2 separate regions of the Mus musculus genome follow, and region 2 is linked to region 1. The links are chromatin loops, found by intact Hi-C in ENCODE. Cell type or tissue: gastrocnemius. All regions are shown on one strand. Each heading gives the region's core, and the rest is flanking DNA. Links, peaks and the distances in the headings are about the cores only.

What was found. Peaks named below come from ENCODE experiments on the same cell type or tissue, not always from the same donor. Only the 100,000 strongest peaks of a DNase experiment are listed, where the experiment ranks them.
Region 2: a loop joins it to region 1, with 7 times the contacts of the local background. A loop is called at or near these places in 21 of 42 quality-filtered maps.

What each region holds. Positions count from the first base shown.
Region 1 is chr8:70,505,104-70,510,578 of GRCm38, forward strand. It overlaps Rex1bd (required for excision 1-B domain containing), which reads right to left and starts at 1,649. Exons shown (of 5, transcript NM_025577.3): 1 at 1,559-1,649; 2 at 1,394-1,476; 3 at 653-857. The coding sequence starts at 1,630. It overlaps Uba52 (ubiquitin A-52 residue ribosomal protein fusion product 1), which reads right to left and starts at 5,314. Exons shown (of 4, transcript NM_019883.4): 1 at 5,235-5,314; 2 at 4,418-4,531; 3 at 4,193-4,279; 4 at 3,160-3,425. The coding sequence starts at 4,520. The coding sequence ends at 3,229. It overlaps 4930522P08Rik (RIKEN cDNA 4930522P08 gene), which reads left to right and starts at 5,383. Exons shown (of 2, transcript NR_151735.1): 1 at 5,383-5,475. In gastrocnemius, for the core only: a CTCF peak has its summit at 1,674 (motif pointing left); DNase peaks (open chromatin) are centred at 762, 1,083, 1,396 and 1,626; H3K4me3 peaks cover 1,621 bases; H3K27ac peaks cover 1,732 bases.
Region 2 is chr8:70,381,275-70,386,749 of GRCm38, forward strand. It overlaps Crtc1 (CREB regulated transcription coactivator 1), which reads right to left. Exons shown (of 14, transcript NM_001004062.2): 14 at 1,084-5,061. The coding sequence ends at 4,850. It overlaps Comp (cartilage oligomeric matrix protein), which reads left to right. Exons shown (of 19, transcript NM_016685.2): 17 at 1-143; 18 at 398-537; 19 at 612-792. The coding sequence ends at 658. Among named protein-coding and RNA genes, the nearest start is that of Gm51533, 9.2 kb to the left of the region's middle. In gastrocnemius, for the core only: a CTCF peak has its summit at 2,199; a DNase peak (open chromatin) is centred at 2,199.

The sequences.
Region 1 (5,475 bases), core at 397-2,896:
AGGGAAGGAGGGCCAGGAGTGGACTCTAAGGAGAGCAGAGCTTGAGTGGGAGGTAGCGTATGACTTGCTTTTAGGGCTCTCCTATGGAAGGAGGTACAGAATATGGTCACAGTTTGGAAAAACCAGGGAATGGTGGCAGGTATGGTGGGTGTGGCCTCCACCCCAGTGGCCGGACATGGAGTTCGAATTCTAGGATGGAAATGGAACTCTGCAGAGTTTGGGATTCTGCACTAAGAATTCCAGACCAAAGAGCTACATGGTTTACAGTGGGCAAGCTCCTCCCCTGCTACCACTGGCTATAAGGTTAGGGTAGGTGGGGTCTTGGGATCTGGGTCAAGGACCAAGGATGACAAGTGTCTGAGGATGTTTGTGGAAGAAGTAGTTTGTGGGTTCCAACGGTGATAACCCAGAGTTAGGGACTTAAACAGCCACAGTGGTCGATGCGTTGGGTTTCTGGAGTTCTTAGGACAGCTTTACAGAGGGGCTGGTATAATTAAGCAAAAATTTGGGAGGGAAATGTAGTTAGCCAGGAAAGAGTGGGAGAGGGCCCAAATGCATAGAGGTGTTTGGCAAAAATAGTAGTAGGTCGGGGTGGCTGGGAATGGGTTGTGGACCATGCCCCACTCTAAAAGGAGAGGGGTGGTGGTCTTACCGTGGCCAGGCGCGTCTGTTCTAGCTCCTGCAGGCTGCGCACGTGGCGGGCGAGCACCGGTTGCGCTCGAGGCCCTGCCAACTCTGCTTCCACTGCCAATACCTCCCGCGAGGCAGCGGCGAAGGCCTGGGTCACCTCGTGCACGACACTCCGGTAACTCGGGAAGTCATAGTGCTGACCACTGAGCAGGTACTGACGGTGAGCTCTGCAGTGGACCGGGAGGATGCTGAATCGACACGCTGACAAGCAGACCACGCTCCCTGCTCCAGCTACGTGGAAGATACCCCCGACTCGAAAGAGACAAACCCGAACTCCACAGACTGGGTCTGTCAGGACAGAGCTAGTGCTTAACCATCTCTGCACTCAGAGAAATGAGGGATCTTGTGGAGGGTCACACCACAGCTGCTCCCGCCAGGCCACGCCCACGGTCACATGCTGCTCTACACCTATCTACCCTGCTACTAAAAGCTACACCCTCAGCTCTACCCAACTCCCCCAAATAGACAGGCTTCAGTGTCACAGATCCTTTTACCCACCCTTCTAGACTTCGCTTTCAAGTACGCCCTGCTCCCGGCAGCAGCACTCCTGCATCTCCTGGACCAGATCTGGCTCTCTCCCCACCTCTTCCGACCAAGTCCACAACCTAGGTCCTCCCAGCCACGCCTCCAGCCGCCTCCCCTCAGGTCCCCCTCAGGCAAGCTCTCCCAGGGCCCGCCCCCTCCTCCAGCCCAGCCCGCTCACTGGTCTAGACGGCGGAAGGCCTGTGCGCGTTCATTCTGAAGCTGCTGAATCCTCTGCACCAGTGTAGCGATCGGGGCGTCTCTCTATGGGGGTGTGGGGCCATGAAGCCGGAGTCCTGAGCCCATCCCGCCACCCCGCGCCCGTCCCACCCGCAACCGGGCTCACCCAGGCCCACGCGGACTCCGCAGACCCGGGACCGTCTGCAGCAGCCAACACCTCTGTGGCGGCGGTGAGCATGACTGCGCAGTCAAGTGGCACTAGGGAATGGCCGCTGCGCCCCCTGCCGGCCGGGAGGTCCACCACCAGCCCGCGCGCCTTTGAATTCGTTTTTTTTTTTTTTTTTTTTTGAGACAGGTTTTCTGTGTAGCCCTGGCTGTCCCTGCCTCTGCCTCCCAAGTGCTGGGATTAAAGGCGTGTGTCACCACCGCCTGGTGGAACTCTAAATAGTTTCTAAAGCAACTAAATGGTTAGTTCCAGGGCTGTGTACATCCGCCAGATCCTTGCAACAAGCGGGGCTCGAATAGGGCCTAAATCGAAGTTAAGGCCACAAGTATTTCTGTACCGGTGATGCTTACGAATGTAGTTGAACCAGTTTTGGTTTCAGTGGCTGAGTACTAGTTGCTGTTGCAGGACTGAACCCAATGACACTACCCACATAGCCACTCACACCTATATGCAGGACACCTAATGCACCCCCAGCCCCCCAGACAGGGTTTCTCTGTATAGCCCTGGCTGTCCTGGAACTCATTTTGTAGAGCAGGCTGGCCTTGAACTCAGAAATCCGCTTGCCTCTGCCTACAGAGTGATGGGATTAAAGTGCACCACCATGCCCATCACGCATTTTTTTTTTAAAAGTATTTATTATATGTAAGTACACTGTAGCTGTCTTCAGACACACCAGAAGAGGCATCAGATCAATTATGGATGGTTGAGCCACCATGTGGTTACTGGGAATTGAACTCAGGACCTCTGGAAGAGCAGTCAATCAGTGCTCTTAACCACTGAGCCACTTCTCCAGCCCCTAACAAACCTTTTGATGTCATCTCACATAGTGCACACAAACCATCCATTCAGATTATACCTTTGAAATGGGATTCCCAGCACCGGGGAGGTAGGATATACTCTGAAAGCTTCCTTCCCTAAATTACTTTGGAGATGTTGGTTGCACATACATGGGGGATTTGCAAGCTGCTGGCAACCAGGTTCGAACCCACGGAACCTTCCAAATGACAAGACAGACTGCATACCTGAAGTCAATTACAAGCAACATGGCCTGTCTAAGACTCCCCACGATGGGTGAAATGGTCCTAGACGCCCTAGAGTACCCAGCTACTCATGCAAAAGTGTGCCTGATACTCAAAAATCAAAGGTAGATGAGGCGGCCTCATAAACTCATATAAAGTGTGTTGCCTGTAGTCCCTGGTGCCATGCCTGATGGTGAACTCTATCAGGTTGTCCAGCAACTTAACTGGCGTACAGAGTACTGAGTCAGGTGAACTGCTCCCCCAGAGACCCTAAATTGTGGCCCCACACATCAGAGCCAAGACAAGATCTGTAAGCACAGCCTGCCTCCCCACAGCAGCACTGTGTGGGCTCCACCTTTACATGGTTCCAAGGCTTGCAAGTTCTAACCCACTGGTTCACCCTGCTGCCCAGTACCAGTCTTTACTGCCTCCCCAGCCTCCAAGGTTCAAGGGCAGCCTAGGCTACATGGTGAGATCCCCTCCCCACCGATCCCTCAACAGAACAGTCACTCTAGACACCAATTACTGCTCCAGTGGATGGAAGGGGACTTTATTTGGTCCCGGGGTCACATGCCAGGTATGACCACAGCTTTATTTGACCTTCTTCTTGGGGCGCAGGTTGTTGGTATGGCCGCACTTCTTCTTGCGGCAGTTGACTGCACGAGGGTGCAGGCGTGCGTAGCACTTGCGGCAGATCATCTTGTCACAGTTGTACTTCTGGGCAAGCTGACGAAGGGATGGCTCAATGATGCCACCGCGCAGACGCAGCACCAGGTGCAAGGTGGACTCTGGGAAAAAGAACAGGCAGCTGAAGGCAGGAGCTCATACAGGACAGTGAGGTGGGCTGCCCAAAGACACCAAGTAGCACCCTAAAAGAGGCTCCTCTACAGAGGCAGACAGACACTGGTGGTGAGATGGTAGGCACCTGGGAACTTTACAAGTCTGGTGAGAGCACAAGTCAAACGAGGGCAAGAAACATGTCCAGTGGAGGCAGCCCCACAGACAGCACAGCAAGCATCCAGATGCGGACACACCGGCACCCCCAACCCCCAGTGCTCCACATTTCAGGCTCTCACACCCACACAGAGAACAGGCAAGCAGATGTGACAGCACACACCTTTAATCTGAGCACATGGGAAGCAACAGAATAGTCAGTGCTACACAGAGATGCACAGAACGTGTGTGTGAATATGACAGGGACTTGGAACATGGGATTAAGTAGATGACAGCATGGCTCCGATGGGTTTGAGGCTAACATGAGCTACCACGAGTTCCAAACAGCCTGGGTCTAAGTTGACACTTAGCCTCAAAGCAAACAACAAAAACAAAACCAAAGTAAAGGTTTGGTAAGTAGGGGCAGCCAGGTGAGTCTGGTGAGCTGGGCTCAATCCCTTCAGCCCACACAAGGCTAGAAAAGTGGTCTTCTGCCCTTTGCCTCAGAGCCATCACAAATAAATACCCACAGTAAATACGTAAGTCAACCATGCCAACGACCGCAATAGCAGTCGGACGCCAGCCCCCACCTACAATACCAGACAAGCAAAACAGCCCTTACCTTTCTGGATGTTGTAGTCGGACAGGGTGCGGCCATCCTCCAGCTGTTTGCCCGCGAATATCAGCCTCTGCTGGTCAGGTGGGATGCCTGTGCACGAGAGAAACCAGGTTGGCCACAACTCCTTCCTGCAGAAGCTGGTTAGACCCCATTCACTCAAGAGACGAGCAGACCAAGATCCTTAAGCGCTCCCACCCGTAGGAGAACGCCCTGAACAGCACAGCCCACCTTCCTTGTCTTGGATCTTGGCCTTGACATTCTCGATGGTGTCACTGGGCTCGACCTCAAGAGTGATGGTCTTGCCCGTCAGGGTCTTCACGAAGATCTGCATGTTGGCGTCTGCTACACATCAGAAGGAGACGCATGAGTAAAAGACAGAGGTCCGTCGGCTTCTACTAACCACCTAAGACTGCTTATTTCTTAGTTACCTTTACTACCAAAAAGCCAAATCCTGCTGCGGACTACGGCTCAGCAGTCCCACTCTGCCAGTCACCACCACCCGGTGGGTCGGGAAATCCTACCCAACAGCTTGCCACCCCAGCAAGAGTGCCTTCCAACTGAAGGATCGGACAGCAAAGGTTTCTTCTCAATAGGGCCGGCTGGACTCAACTATGCCCTGCTTCTCAGGTGCTGAGGTGAGAGCAGTTCACCGCCACGCACAGTTTAGCCTTTTTTTTTTTTTAAGACGAAGTTTAACCCAGGCAAACTTTCCAGCCTTGGGGGCCACAACCACCCCCCCCCAAGCACAGGCTGGCCCTGAACTCCCTCTGCAGCCAACACTGGACCCAAACGCGCATTGTATCTCAGGCTAGGCCCAGAACTCGCCCTGGAGCTCAGGTCAGTGCCCTTGGTCTTCCGCCCGCAGCGCCCGGGCTGCACTGCCGCGTGCCCGCCGCGCGCCCAGGTCCTGGCGGCCGAGTCCCACCGAACATGCACGACGCCGAAGCGGCGCCCGCGAACCCCTACAGTCGCCTCGCCGACCCCCGCCGCGTCCCCGCCCAGGCCCAGCCGCCAACAGCCCAGCCGCGACGCGGACGGCACCAACCCGCTCGGCCGCCTCGTTGAAGAGAAAGAGGACAGCGGAACCGGAAACCCCCTAGTCTCCTCTGAGAGCGCCTGCGCACTGAGCACGCTGCGCGTTTACGTCACAATCCGCGCCGCATGTCGTCCCGCCCCGGGCTTCGCCGGGCGCCATGTTGGGTCCTGGCGAGAATAGTCGTTCTGTCTGGAGCCGCTTCCGGGTGGAGCTTAACACATGAGTGATAGCAGCTCCTGCGGGAGCCTTC
Region 2 (5,475 bases), core at 1,186-3,685, 120 kb before region 1:
CAGCTCCGAAACGCACTGTGGCACACGGGGGACACAGCATCCCAGGTGCGGCTGCTGTGGAAGGATCCTCGAAACGTGGGCTGGAAGGATAAAACATCCTACCGCTGGTTCCTGCAGCACCGGCCTCAAGTTGGCTACATCAGGTGGGCACGGCCCTGCTGCTGCTGAGCTGTGCTTTGCTGCTGCTCCAGGAGAAACGGGCTCCGTTTACAGTACATCATGGTCTTACGGGGAGATGCCAGAACCCCAATACCTCCTATGTACAGGGCACCTGACATACATTCTCACAGAGGGAAACTGAGGCAGGGGCCCCAACACCAGCCCTTATTTTGAGTGGGAACTAAAGATGAAGGGGGTGGCAAGCAGGGAACCCAACCTCAATAGTCCTTTATCACAGGGTGCGGTTCTATGAGGGTCCTGAGCTAGTAGCTGACAGCAATGTGGTGTTGGACACGGCCATGCGTGGTGGCCGCCTGGGTGTCTTCTGCTTCTCCCAAGAGAACATCATCTGGGCTAACCTGCGCTACCGTTGCAATGGTGAGCGAGGGGCCAGCAGGCTGGACCCAAAAGGCTCCAGAAACCTCTCTCACCTGTTGCCTTCCAATCTGCAGATACAATCCCTGAGGACTACGAGAGTCACCGGCTGCAGAGAGTCTAGGGACCAGTGGGGTCCCGCTGCCTGATGGACTGTGGTGGCACAAGCTACGGGTGTGTGTGTGGGGGGGTCTGGCATCCCTCTGAAGGGGTGTCTGGCCTGGGGAGGAGAGGCAAATAAAGTACGTATGTGGGGGACTGGCTGGCTTTGGTCGCTGCTAAAGGGGCACTTTGTGGAGGGGCCTCCAGGAGGCCCTAGGGTCTGTACTCTAGTCACTGAGACTGTCAGGGGCATGCAATTCACTACAGGTGGTGACAGCCCTGGAATATTCTAAGGTAAGAGCAGATGGCTGCCTCCAAGTTTGAGGAACCCCAGTCACTGAATGGCTCAGTGGAAGGTGTTCAAGGGGCTCACACCTATGTGGGGCTCAGCCACAGGAAGATGAGGTAACCTGGAGGGAGATTGGAAAAAGAGGAAGAGGCCCAGACGAAAACATTGGGTTTTTATTACATTTCATTACAAAGGGCGCAAAAATACAAAGAAGCGTCTGCGCCAGAAGGTGGGGCGGGCGGCCGTGCGTGCCCTGAGCAACCTGACCCCCAACTGCGGTGCCCATGCGCACGATCCACAGACATCCGCAGCGGAGTGCGCATGCCGGGGGCAGAGCCAGCCTGGGCACGGGGAGGGGAATGTGGAACCAGCCATTTGCATATATCAAAGGGGCACCCCAGCCCATGGCGTCCTTTTTCCAACTAAGGGGTGAGATGGGGCCTGAGAAACAGGAGCCTGGCCTCTGGAGTTATGGCCACAGCCCTGTCCTCATGTCCCCCTGTGACCAGAAGTGCTGGGTTGGATTAGGCTAGGCCTTACCCCATGTGATGGATCCCTAGCCCCAAGGAAAGGCTGAGTGCAGAAGGGACTGCTGGTCCCATTGTGGGGGTTCTGCTGCTATCCCTACCCTGACCAGGAGGTTGGGCCCCTGAGCCCAGCAGGGTTGAGAAAGAGGAAAACTGAGGTTCAGGGCACCCCATGGCCTTGGGAGTACCCCAGCACCCAGGCTCGAGAGGATACAAGTCCCTCCATCTTCTGCCCTGACAGGGAGATGTGGCTATGACCAATGGGTGGCAGGCATTTGTGCCACACTGAGGGCCATGCCTGAGACAGAAATGATCAGGGTCGCCAAATCACCCACCAGATCCCTGAAGGAAGAGGCCCCCTGGGAGCCAAGGTGGAAGGGGTATAAAAAGGACCAGGTACCACCACACCAGAGGCAGACCACATGGGGTAGACTGCGCCACGGTGTCCTCACCTGGACAGCTCTGAGGGACAGCAGCCAGACCTAGGGCACAACTCTACAACCCCATGCCTGTGCACACAGCTGCATCAAGACCCTGATACCAGCAGCCCTCTCAACCTGTGCTAAATCTCTGCAAAATAAAAAACCCCAGGCCCACTGTGAGAAGAACGGCAGCTGACACTGGTGCAGGTTTGCTGTCCCCATGCCTTTTGCCCGTTCTTGTCCTGACCGGAGTGCCAGGACTCTTGACATCAAGCCCAGTGTGATAGCTGTCAGCCATCCTTGGGTGCTGTGCAGTAGCACATGGGTTTCACTAGGGGGCCCCCCTGTGTAAGAGTCTTCCAAAGAGTTGAAGGCTAGGCTAAGTACCAGTGGACTTCCCAGAGCCACACTGGATAGTGTTGCAGGAAGGGGATATGACAGGGCCTTGGGTCAAGGGGACAAGCCATTTCTTAGGATATAGAAAGGGGCTGGGTCCAGCTGCATTGTTGTTCTGTGGGGCTTTGGGTAGATTGCCAAGGTTAACTGAGGCAGCTGGGCATAGAGTTATCAAGATGCCCCAGTCCTGTTTCTGAGTCAGGGAAGTGGGCTGGACAGCCACATGGCTGAGGAGGGGCTTGGCTGAAGCTGGTGACACATGGGTAAGGTGGAGGGGAAAAAACCAGGCCTGGCTCACGCATCTGACCTCTCAAGGGCCAGGTGTCTAAGCCTGTCCTGAGAGAGCATGAATGTGGGCAGAGGGTCTATGTACACATTGCAAGGTGGCTGCTCCCAGCACAGTTCAATGGGTCACAGTATCTGCATGTCACCAGCTGAGGCCCCCACGGCCTTGAGCTATCATCTTGGGATGTCTTGGCAATACAGGGGTATTATCGGACAGGTGACCTATATCTAGAAAACAAAGACACCTCCCAGGAGTCCCCCTGACAGCAGCTAGGCCCAGGGGAGGGGAGGGTGACCCCTTTGGGAACATGCATGCACCCGAGTGCTGGCTCCTGGCTGGGCCAGAGAGCTCATGAGATGCTCACAGCTGCCTGGGGCGCTGAGGCAGGGACGTGTCACCTCATCATAGGACTTGGCAATGAACTGGTCACATTAATACAGCTACATGCACTCTTGGCTTCAGGGCACTGAAAGCCAGGCCACCAGCTTAGGAGGGCCATGGGCTGTATCTGTCCTGCCCTGGCTCACTGAGAACTCAGACAGCCAGTGAGTAACTGGACTCCAGGTACCCTGTCAGCCTCTCGGCCCTGTTGAGGCCGTTTGCTCAGACTTCTACAGCTGGAAGAGAGTCCCACCCCACTTCTGTGTGCTTTCCAGCTCGCCAGTGCTGGGGTGACAGACGCGTGCCACCACATACGTTTGATGATGATGGTGATGGTGATGATAAAGTTCCCACTATTCCCTTCAAGTCCGCACCGTGGTGACAGAAAGGCCTGAGACCTGGACAGGTGACTTGGACAAAGCAATGCTGTGTCTTCAGACCCAGGGGAAGGGGAATAGCAATGAAAGGGTGGCAGCTTTCTCATGCAGGCGGCTGCCTAGGTGCTTGGGGAGAGACACACACAGCTTGTGTGCTCCCCAAACCCCCAGCATGGGCAGTGGGCAACGGCACAGAGAAACAGTGAAGCCGCGGCCCGGGCCTACGGAGCAGAGGCAGAGGGCATGTCAAGCTATGACCTAGGGTGGTGGGGATCAGAACTTCCAGGCCAAAGGTGACCCCGGTCCACAGCCCCCACTTAGCCACTGCTAAGGCCTGGCAGACGCCTTAAAGATCCTCAGAGAGAGAGGGTTCTCAGGAGGCTCCAGTGAAAGTAAAGGCTGTTCCCAGGATATGTTCTGCGGTTCTACAGACACGCCCAGCCACCAGGACCCTGCATCCAGCCCCATCCTTGCCCACCCAGCTCTCTGGAGTTGAGACTAAATGCCAGTACGCCCAGGTCCAGGGTGAGCAGCCCAGGTGCCCCAGCTTGCAAGTGCTCCAGGCTAGTATTCCAGTTAACTTTTAAAAAGGTAAAGGAGGGACTGGGGGATAGTTAACACATGCTGCCAGGCAAGTCTGGGGGGGGGGGGTCAGCTACCAAATGCCAACAGAAACGGAAGGAAAAGCAGAACCACCAGGGCTGCTGCCTCCCGAGCCCCAGATCCTAAACAGCAGGAGGGACAGGTCACGAGGCTGGAAGAGTGAGGAGAATGTGCAGGTGGCCCGTGACCCTCCATCCCAGTGCCACCATACTGACCTTTGTCCAACAGGGGGCAAGGATGGTGAGAATGAGCCAAGGAGGGGCACTGGCTGCTTCAGTGGCTCTGTCCATACCACATTCGGCCATAGGTCGATTGTCACGCTGCAAGAGCGCTCAGGAATATAAAAGGCAGCCATCCAAACAGTGTTTATTCTGGTCCAGGTCGGCCCCGTCACTCTGCTGTCTTTGCCCTGGGCTCGGTGGGCATGCATGACCTGACCAGGGCTGGGGATGGCGGTGGGGAGGGGGGCAGGATGGAGGAAGGCAGTGACAGCTGACAACAGTCGAATGGATGGCGCACCTAAGCCTCTGGGCGCTCCACACCCACGCCCCGGCCCTCCTTGCACAGCACATCTGGAAGTGAGTGACACTTTGGGTATCTGATGAGGGCTCTCACATCCCCAGTGAGGGGTGAGGGAGCGAGCACGGGGAACATCCATGGGGGCCAGGCACTCACAGCCTCGGCCATCAGCCTGACCCCAGGTAGATGGATGGACAGACAGATAGCCAGCCTAGTACACAGCGGCCTCACACACGCCAGGCATCATGGGAGGTGAACGACCGGGGTGGCGGGGGGCTGGCAGGGGCACTGGGCAGCATTGCAAGCTCAGAACCACAAGCTTGGCCGTTGGCAAAGGGGGACGCCATTGCCGTCCCCAGGTTTGGGGCAGCGCCGTTGGAGACTGACCAGCGGCGGCTGGTGGGCACAGCCACTCACAGGCGGTCCATTCGGAAGGTGTCCTCGGTGGCTGGGTCGGCTAAAACCATGTCTGGGTCATTCAACATATGGAGTCCGTCCAGGGTCAGAGGGTCAATCTTCAGCTCGTCCAGTGGAAACTGATGGTCTGAATCAAAGCTGACATCACTGACTCCTGCCAGTGTGCTGCTCAGTTCCTTAGAGAGGCTCGGTGGTGACTCTCCTGTCACTGTTGGGTGGGGACAAATGACATGGCTCAACCTTGGCTCCAGGGAAGCAGACACCGGGCCATTTACTTCCCACCAGTATGAGAAGCAGAAGTGGAGGGGGCAGCTCACCCCAGGGATTGTTCTGCAGGGCGAACATCACAATATCTAGGGTGTTCTGTGTACTGTGGTGGGGTAGACACTGGCACTGGGTGGCGTGAGCCAGGGACATGGCTCAGCAGTCTACAGAGCATGAGCTGGTCCCAGCACTGAGGGCAGAGACCTGCAAAGCCACATGCTTGGTAGCAGATGGCAGTGTGACCTGCAGGACATACTCTGACCCAGAGTCTGAGGTGCACAGATGGGTCATACTGTCAGGGAGGTGCCTAACAGGTGCCCAGGTCTAGAAATGAGACTTAGCCATTCCATCTAGTTTA